Linked DNA regions of Homo sapiens: region 2 is linked to region 1. Evidence: read pairs that join two places in POLR2A ChIA-PET (ENCODE). Cell type or tissue: MCF 10A. All regions are shown on one strand. Links, peaks and the distances in the headings refer to the core of each region. The heading gives the core; the rest is flanking DNA. Region 1 has its middle 58 kb from the start of PRDM8-AS1. Region 2 has its middle 5.2 kb from the start of FGF5.

Region 1 (4,404 bases), core at 295-4,294:
TTTTGCGGAGATAAATCTGTTGGATGTTCACTGCCTTGTCTCAATAATAACTAAACAATATGATGTGACAGATGTTTCAGAAACTCATGTAATAATTATACATCTCCATTTTTAACTTCTCAATTCATGAAGCTATTGGCCCTGAGGAGATGCTTTTTACCTCTGTTTCTGGTGAACACCAAAGGATAGTAAATGAGAATTTATTAATATCCAGCTTAAACAGCTAGAGATAAATCCAATAAACATTATTTTTTCTTGAGTAACAACTTAAATGCGTACTATAAGAGTTTATTAAGTTCTTTTTGGAAATTCTACTTTTATCAGGTACTATCTCTCTAAGAAATTAGTTTCATACATCTACTCTATGCTGAATCTTTCAAATAAAAATTCTTTTGATTTATTCTTTCTTTTACCTCTTTTACAATAATTACCTGGTTTTTACATACAAAACAAAATTTTTAACAATTTTGAAGATTTTGGCTTTATTTTCTCTCAAACTTCGCCATTCCATTTTGGAGTTTAAATCTTTTTAGTTTACACTTAATGTGGCAGCATGGCCCTTCTTCCTGGTTGTTTCAGATGTCTTACCCCTTTTGCTTTCCTTTTCATCGTATTCTTGAATATAGGGATCAGAACTGTGAATAACAGACACATCTGCACTTTGATTTTCTGTAAGAGGACATTGTGTTCTATTTTGTTTCCTTTCCCTTTCTTGTGATTGTCAGAATTCCATCAGCCTTTAATGAACTCCTCCCTGTCCTCATAGAAGAGTTCACAATGATCCCTGTGCTGTAATAGATAACTCCAAGACCATTACTCTGCCGGTATAGTTTGGATTATTTTTTTTCTAAGTGCATTGGCTCATTATTTTATCTTTGTCCCTTTTGTGACTCATATATCAATTTTCCGTCCATGAACGTAGCTTCGTGAAGTCTTTCTGCAGTTTATTTCCATCAGCTTGGCATTTTCATTAACCAGAAGAGCTTAAGGTCACTGGCAAACTTGGGAACTTCAATGTGAACATTTTCTTTTCCACAGTTTATGAAAATGTTAATAAAAGCAGCTTCTGAACCCATCCCTGATACTAAATTATTCAATAGATCACTAAAATAAAACAATTTATGGGGAAGAATTAAACCTTACATGTATTATTTCAGTGTATAACACAGTTTTGAATTAATGTGATTTAGAAAATGGATGAACTAAATCAACTGTTGTAGAAGGTGAAACAATATTTAAAGAGACCTTTAACTTTCCACATTGAGACCCTGTAGAAAATTGCTACCTTTCTCAACAAAAGACAAAAAAGGGACAATCTCCACAGTAGTGAATTTGAGATTCCTCTTGTAGATTCCTTTACTCTTAAACTACTACCACAACAGATCATGTAAGTGCTATGGTCTCTTAAAATTAAGAACCAGTTGTGAATATCAAATCTTTTACTTAATATCCATGAGCACAATAGAGAACAAACTAGAACATTTCAACAAGATTTTATTTAATGCCAGAGGATAACAAAACAAAAATATGCACAGAAAAACCTGGACTTAGAGAATCTGGCCTACAAATTACAACTTTTTTTTCTAGAGCTTAAGTTCCTCATCCCATCCAAATTCTGACTGGCCTCCAAGAAAGAGGTTCTTGTTAATATCCACCCCTAAATAACTTAAGTTTTCACATTCAGTTTCCTCCCTGGGGACTGCCCTCAAAGTCAGTGCAATATAAAGAAAATTTTGACCGGATCGGTGGAGAGATGGATAGGTAGTAGACACATACATACATATATAGATACATAGATAAATAGATTAAAATAAATTAGATATCTAAAAATAGATATAGATTAAAACAAAAATACAGACATACAGATATATCTGACAGTTCTGGAATTTGAAAGCATTGCAAATGATTGTTTAGTTATACCAAGCCAACAGTTAAGCCACATATTGATGGGATGAATGTGGCAAATGTTTTTCTTCTTTTTAATATTTTCTGAATCATACTTGGAGCAGATGCTTTGTAAGCCTTGTACCACATCCTGTCAGTTCACATGAGGGTTTCAGCTGCAGCTGTGGTGGAAAGACAGATCTTGTGCAAGCTGCAGGCATCTTTACCTGTCTCAAACTTCTGCTCTTGCCACCCCACCTTTCTTCATTATGCTGCCACAGGAGGCAGCCCAGAAGTTGGGGGAAGTTAACCCTCCACCAATTGAGGAGAGTCAATAGAAAAAGGACCCTGTCCCCTGTCCTCCCAGTCTCCTGGTCCTTTGGAGTGATAATTGTGAGTGCATTTTACATGGCTCCTGAGAGGATCCCCAGTAGGATCAAGCTCCAGTTGTACATACCAACACAATAATACATCACTTACCAACTTTCCATCATTTCTTGCCTCATTCTCCTCATTTTAAGCCATGATTCCTCCCCACCACTACCAAATAAACTGACATAATTCAAAGTTATGTCTCAGATTCTGCCTAAGGAAACCCAAATTAATACAGTATCTGTATATCAGATTGAACAACACACTTCTCATTAAACAGTACATTTTACCACCTGAAAAAAATGACAAATTATCATAATAGCATTTAGCAATGATAACCATGGGTATCATGAACGCCATTAACAAATAAAAGAAAAACAGTGTTCACCCATTAAGAATGATATTGTAAGGAGCTGAAATCATAGAATGATGGAAAGTATAACACAGTTCTGCCAAAGTTGTGAAAATATGTGCTTGTTGTGGTAAAAAAAAAAAATGCAAATCTAACTCTAGATATAAAATTGTGGAAGGGGAACTATATTCATGACGAGAAGTTACATAACATCACAATAGTCGTCATTTGTGAGTAACTACATTCAAATCAGAAAAGCCTTGTAAATTTTAAGCTATGTTCTTATGGTTTAAAGGTACAACAATGTTGGGATGGGAGTAATAAACAGCACCCTCTTTCATAGCCTCATTTTGGACTAATTAAGAAGAATCAAGCAGACAGAAATTTAAATATCCCTTTTATTACTTTGAATGCCCCACAGGTTAGGGCCTTTTCTCATATTTACTCATTCAGTCACAGAAAAACTGGCTACCGTAAGCATCCCGAAGTGGAAGGTTTGCCCTGTAAAACTTATGCCAGGAGGAACCAAACTTCTCTGTGCAGCTAGATCGCAAAAGAAATAAGAGATGTGAGGACTAAAATACACCTTCCTAGTTCCTCCTTCCAAACTCAGCTTTTAAAGAAGTCACTCTTTCTTCTGTAATGAGGAGTAAGGAAGAGGATCATGAATGTCACCATGGGAAGAGGCCATGAATGTCATACTAGTTAGTACTCTCCATGTAGAATGAGACTCAGGCCTGGGGAAAGAGCAAGCTGTCAGCCCCCAGCAGACTGGACAGTGGTTGCTATGGATCTGTCACCAGATGAATTATCCCACAATCTCCTACAACTCTCAGCATTTTCTACTTCTAGTTTCTCTACAGAAAAGAAAGTATTTGTTTCTTAAAGTGGGTTTGGTCGGGCACAGTGGCATTCACCTATGGCCCCAGCTACTCTGAAGGCTAAGGCTGAAGGATTATTTGAGCCCAGGAGTTAGAGGTTATGTTACACTATGATTGTGCCTGTCAATAGCTACTGAACTCCAGCCTGGGCAACATAGCGAGATCTTGTCTTTAAAAGTAAACAAACAAATAAATAAATAAAATCTACATTTTAAAAGTGGATTGAGTCTTTACAACATAGGGATGTCCAGGGAGCTTTAATGTATCAATAAGAGTATCCTTAATGTCCAATTTACTTATCTAATTAAAACATTGAACATGTAATAGTCTTTCAAGCATTAAAAATTATCATTCCTGTAAATATCTACACTGTATTTACATAATTAATAAATCAACATTTATCCAAATATTTGAACATTGACTACAAACTTATTTACTTGTATTACTGTAAAATTCAATTTAAAACAAATCTACTATATTATAATCTCCTGATAATGCTTTAAACTCCTTAATAGACAAAGCACATGCTCAAAATAACAATAATTTGAATTTATTATTGCATTTATACAAAAACCAAAAAATTTAAAGCATTTCAAATTTTTTCTGGAATTTAAAATCCACATTTTATTTCTTTATTAGCTCTCTTCTTATTCTATTGCTTGTGCTTATTCTTATCTATGGGTTAGAGTGAGGTTAGCAGACAAAACTTCCTAGCACAAATCTTAACAGACACAAACGAAAAAGAGTTCTATTTCTAGCCTAAGCAGCTAATTCTGCACTATCTGTCAATAGATTCCTGATTGGGATATGGGCCAAATATACACCTAAACTTCATTTCCCTAACATTATCATTCTTGGTGTACTAATTACTATTGCTGCATAACAAATTATTCTTGAAACTTAATGGCTTAAAAC
Region 2 (4,404 bases), core at 179-4,178, 120 kb after region 1:
TTCAGAGTAGAAAACAAAGCCTATTTGCAAAAATGATTACTGTAATTAAGAGCCATGGTGATGCAAACGATGAAAACACTTGTACGTACACCCTTCCCCCACACACACACTCACACTCACACTCTTTCAAATCCTCACTCCCCTAGAAAAAGGAAAGAGCAGGCGGAAAAAAAAAAATCATTCACCATTACCATATACTTTTAAATGCTGTAGAGTCTCACTTCTCTGGGGGAGAAAATTTAAATAATTATTAAGCCATCTTTTGAAGCCATTCCTTTTAAGGATCTTCATTTAGGATTTCAGTTATTGTGCATTCTGGGGATTACAAGGCAGTGTATACTGACAGATTTCCTTTGAGGAACTTATGATTTACTTAAGACCATATATATCATAAGAAAATTGAAACAGCTAAGCAATAATCAAATCACAATATGTTTGATGGTGACCCTGGTTACAACACAGAGTTCCACTGTGTGCTCCTCTAGCTCCCAGCAGAAAATTTGCTCATTTACAACCAAGAAAAGTCGTATTGTAATATGCTGTATGCTCCTAAAACCCTCCCTTAAGGATTACACAGGAGCTTCAAAGATAGGGAAGACAGCAGGGTGATTTGCATGAAGTAAATTCTTTTTTTAAAAAAAAATCTGTGAATGTAAGATTAGTCACTTTTTTTTCTTTTTTTAGGAGCTAATTTAGGACCTTCTCATTGCTCTGACCTGGGCCAGCTACTGAAATGAAAAGCAAATGGACCAAGGGTGTGGACACAGTAGATATGAGAAGTAACAGAATTTATCAGCATGATTGTCATAATACGAGCAAATGATCACAACATTAAAACTAAGTTGTATGTGTCATGTCTTTCTACTCCATTTTAAATCTCATTTTGTGTATGACTGCATGGGAGGTAAAGTGGGGACGTGTCGTAAGTTCTATTTTAGTTGTTATATACCATGATTATCAAATGCTCCTATAATGTGCTTATTGAATAAATGGTCCAAGATTGTTGGGCTAGCTAATTTGCAATTTGAAAAAAAATGATTAAAGGTGACAAAAGTGCAGTTTACAAATAATTCCCTTTTTAGAGGACACAGGAAAAGGAATTCTTTTCTTTCTTTCCCTTCTCTCTTTTTCTTTCTTTTTTATTTTTGTTAACAGCTTTTGTTTAAGTCAAAATCATCTTTTTGACTTCCCATAAAGTGTCTGGTTTCAGAAAAAGTATGCAAAGAATATTTCTCTAGAATGTGATGCCTAAACTTTTCCTGAAAGAAAACAACAAAACACACCAAAAACTAAACTGAAGCAAATTATCCACTTGCTATTGTTGAGGACATCTTTCAGATTCGGTGCAGTCCCACCCCAATAATTGGAGTTGCATCTCCAATTATTGTCCCCCTGAAGAAACCTAAGCACTTTATTTTGAAAAATAAATAAATAAAACATTGTCTGTGTGTTCTGGCTCTCAGACTTAGTCTGAAAAGTCACCTTTGATCAAATTATTTTCTGAACAAACAGCCTTTGAATGGGCTGGTGAATGGATAGCACGTGCATCATAGTTCCAGCAGCTTCCTACTGTTTTCTTGCTGGTACCAGGCTTGGTCTCACTTCTGTTCTCTTCCTGCCCTTCCCATTTGGCACAGGAAAGATGTTCTAGAAGAGGACATACGTTTTTCCCCCCATCCTCTATTCCCACTTTTCTTGAATGAGTACCCATTTGCTTATGGCCTGTCTTTGTGGATACAAACCAAATGCTAGAGCTATTCAAATAGCAGCTATGCTAATTTATCTTTTTTTTTCTTTTCTCATAGATAAGAAAAGTCTGATTTCCACCCAATGCACTCCTTTTGAGGAATTAAGACTGGAAGTATAGGCCGGGCTTGGCGGCTCATGCCAGTAATCCCAACACTTTGGGAGGCCAAGGCAGGCAAATCATTTGATCCCAGGAGTTCGAGACCAGCCTGGGCAACATAGCGAGACCAACCCCCCTCAACCCCCATCTCTATGAAAAATGCAAAAACTAGCCAGGTGTGGTGGTGCGTGCCTGTAGTTACAGCTACTCAGCAGGCTAAAGTGCGAAGATCACTTGAGCATAGGAGATGGAAGCTGCAGTGAACCCTGATTGTGCCACTGCACTCTAGCCTGGGAGACAGAATTAGACCCTGTTTCATAAAAAAAAAAAAAAAAAAAAAAAAGACTGGAAGTACTGCACCCCTCCACATATGTTTAGAATGTCCCCTTTGACATTATTAGATATAGACTGTACCAGTAAGAAAACCCATTACAAAGAGCAGAGAGGACTTTATTTGGGAGGCAGGGAAAGGTGGTATGATTTTTAAATCATGATTTTCATATGCATGTGTAAGGAGTACAGGGAATTGTATCCTTTATCTTCTACGGCTGGCCTTAGACAGGATAAAAGGCTTCCAGTTCTTAAGAGAAAGTATTTCCCTACAACTGGGTAATGCAGGCTAGGATAACTGGGGGTCTATAGTGGTTTGGGACTTAGTGCATGGATGTACCAGAAGCTAAAACAAAAATAGTCACTGGGATAACTGGAAAGCACAGGAGTTGGGCTTTATGAGAAAAACTGATTGCCTTGAGTTCACTTAGGTCACAAAGTACCTCTCTTTAGTAGCAAATGCTGTTTTACTTTCTGACTTCACAGATATAATGTCCAGTGGCCAATGGCCTTTTGCAAACAGGCCTCTTCTCAGAGGGAAGGACTGGACCCTGGAGAAAGAAGTCTAACCTCAGGACTTGCACAATTTGTAACTATACCTTCATCACCCTAAAAGTAGACACTGCACACATTCTTCTGTCCCTCTTGGTCTTTGGTTCTTCCTCACACAGCCGGCCCTTCCCAGCTCAGTGCTCCTTTAGCCACAGGCTATTTGTTGCTGTAGTTGCTGCCAACTTGGCTGGTGAGAAGCCAGGCCTGGAGGAAATAGAGGGTCCTGGCAAGAACCTGGACTGAGGGCCCCCACCAGGTTAGCTTCCGAGTCCTGCAATGCACTGTGCTTCTGTCTTAGTTGGCTTGGGCTGCTATAACAAGACAACCATGGACAGAATGGTTTAAACAACAAACATATTTCTCATGGTTCTGGAGGTTGGGAAGTCTGCGATCAGGGTGCCAGCATGGAGGGACTCCTTCCTTGTTTCCTCATTTGAGGGATTGGGGTTGTGAGAGGAAGAAAGCTCTCTCCTCTTTTTATAAGGGGGAGGCAGAGGGGCATGCACTAATCCCACCTCATGACCTGATTAACTTCCAAAGCCCCATATCCAAATACTATCACATAAAAGAACAGAGTTTTAACTTGAATTTTGGGTACCCAAACATTCAGTCCATAGCAGTCTCTACTAAAAAGTGTATGCAATTAGAGGCCACTGTGGGGCTCCCAGGACCTGATTAACAAAAGATAGTACTATCTGGGTATAGCCTGAGAGTATGAAAGGGTGATAGGAATATAGAGTTGGGTAGGGGTGGGGTGCAGAGGCTTTTGGGACCATGTTTGAAACAGCTATCCCAGGAAAGCATTCTAAAAATCCTTGGGTTTTCTTTGGATCAAACAAAGAAAATTTGGCCTTGCCTTCAAACTGTACAGTCATCTTAAAGCTCAGAACAGGCAAATTTCTCATGGCACCTGCACCTCCAGGAGTGGAGATTTTGGGGTAACTGAGGCTCTTGGAACAGAAGTCTGTGTAAGATCAGCCTGGCACAGTGGCAGCCTGGTTCCTGGGTCAGACAGCCTCCCAGGACAGTGGCTTGCATTGCCAGGGTTGTTCATTCTATTCCATCATCTATCTCTTGTCCGTCCTTCCAACCCAGCATGAGACATTGTAGGATGAACAGTCTTGCCTTCAGGACCCTTGCCTCAGTGAGGCCTGGCCTCAGTTTAAACCCAGGGGAATGTTGTAAATATTGAGACGGTCTCTAGAGTGAAGGAAATATTGGGCTCTGACTTGACTTATACACCCTGACTTCTCTTTTCTTAGGCTTCTGGGTTCCAACCAGAGGTTACCGGTAACTTTATCTTCTTTTGCATTGATTTCTGTCTCTAGTAACCAGATCACACTTGTAGTTACGAAAGGGATAGGGGAAATTCACCACCAGTTTTCCACACAGAAATAGGGGAGGCCTGGAAAGAAAGTTCAGATGCTGGGGTCCAGGAAAAGTGACCCTGAGGGGGTTGGTCTAGGAAATGTGAGGCCTAGTGGGGTGAGACACCGCTGAAAGAGAGCTCAAGAAGAGGGGGTGGGGACCTAAGCCGAAGCCCGCGCACTCACTGCCTGGCGCCTAGGTGACTGGTGGAATCTGCTAATCTGTTGGGTAGTTTTTCCGTCGTCTGTCAGGTGGCGATGAGTGGAAACTAATCTTCGGGGCCGTTTGTTTTACCTCTGCAGGAAGCA

Evidence for each region. ChIA-PET counts read pairs that join two places held together with the same protein. Peaks named below come from ENCODE experiments on the same cell type or tissue, not always from the same donor. Only the 100,000 strongest peaks of a DNase experiment are listed, where the experiment ranks them.
Region 2: POLR2A ChIA-PET joins it to region 1 with 7 read pairs; 2 of 35 experiments call an interaction of 5 or more read pairs at or near these places.

What each region holds. Positions count from the first base shown.
Region 1 is chr4:80,137,068-80,141,471 of GRCh38, forward strand. No RefSeq gene overlaps it. Among named protein-coding and RNA genes, the nearest start is that of PRDM8-AS1, 58 kb to the right of the region's middle. In MCF 10A, for the core only: no CTCF peak of the experiment used is centred there; a DNase peak (open chromatin) is centred at 2,044.
Region 2 is chr4:80,259,284-80,263,687 of GRCh38, forward strand. No RefSeq gene overlaps it. Among named protein-coding and RNA genes, the nearest start is that of FGF5, 5.2 kb to the right of the region's middle. RefSeq lists an enhancer at 4,058-4,404. In MCF 10A, for the core only: no CTCF peak of the experiment used is centred there; no DNase peak of the experiment used is centred there.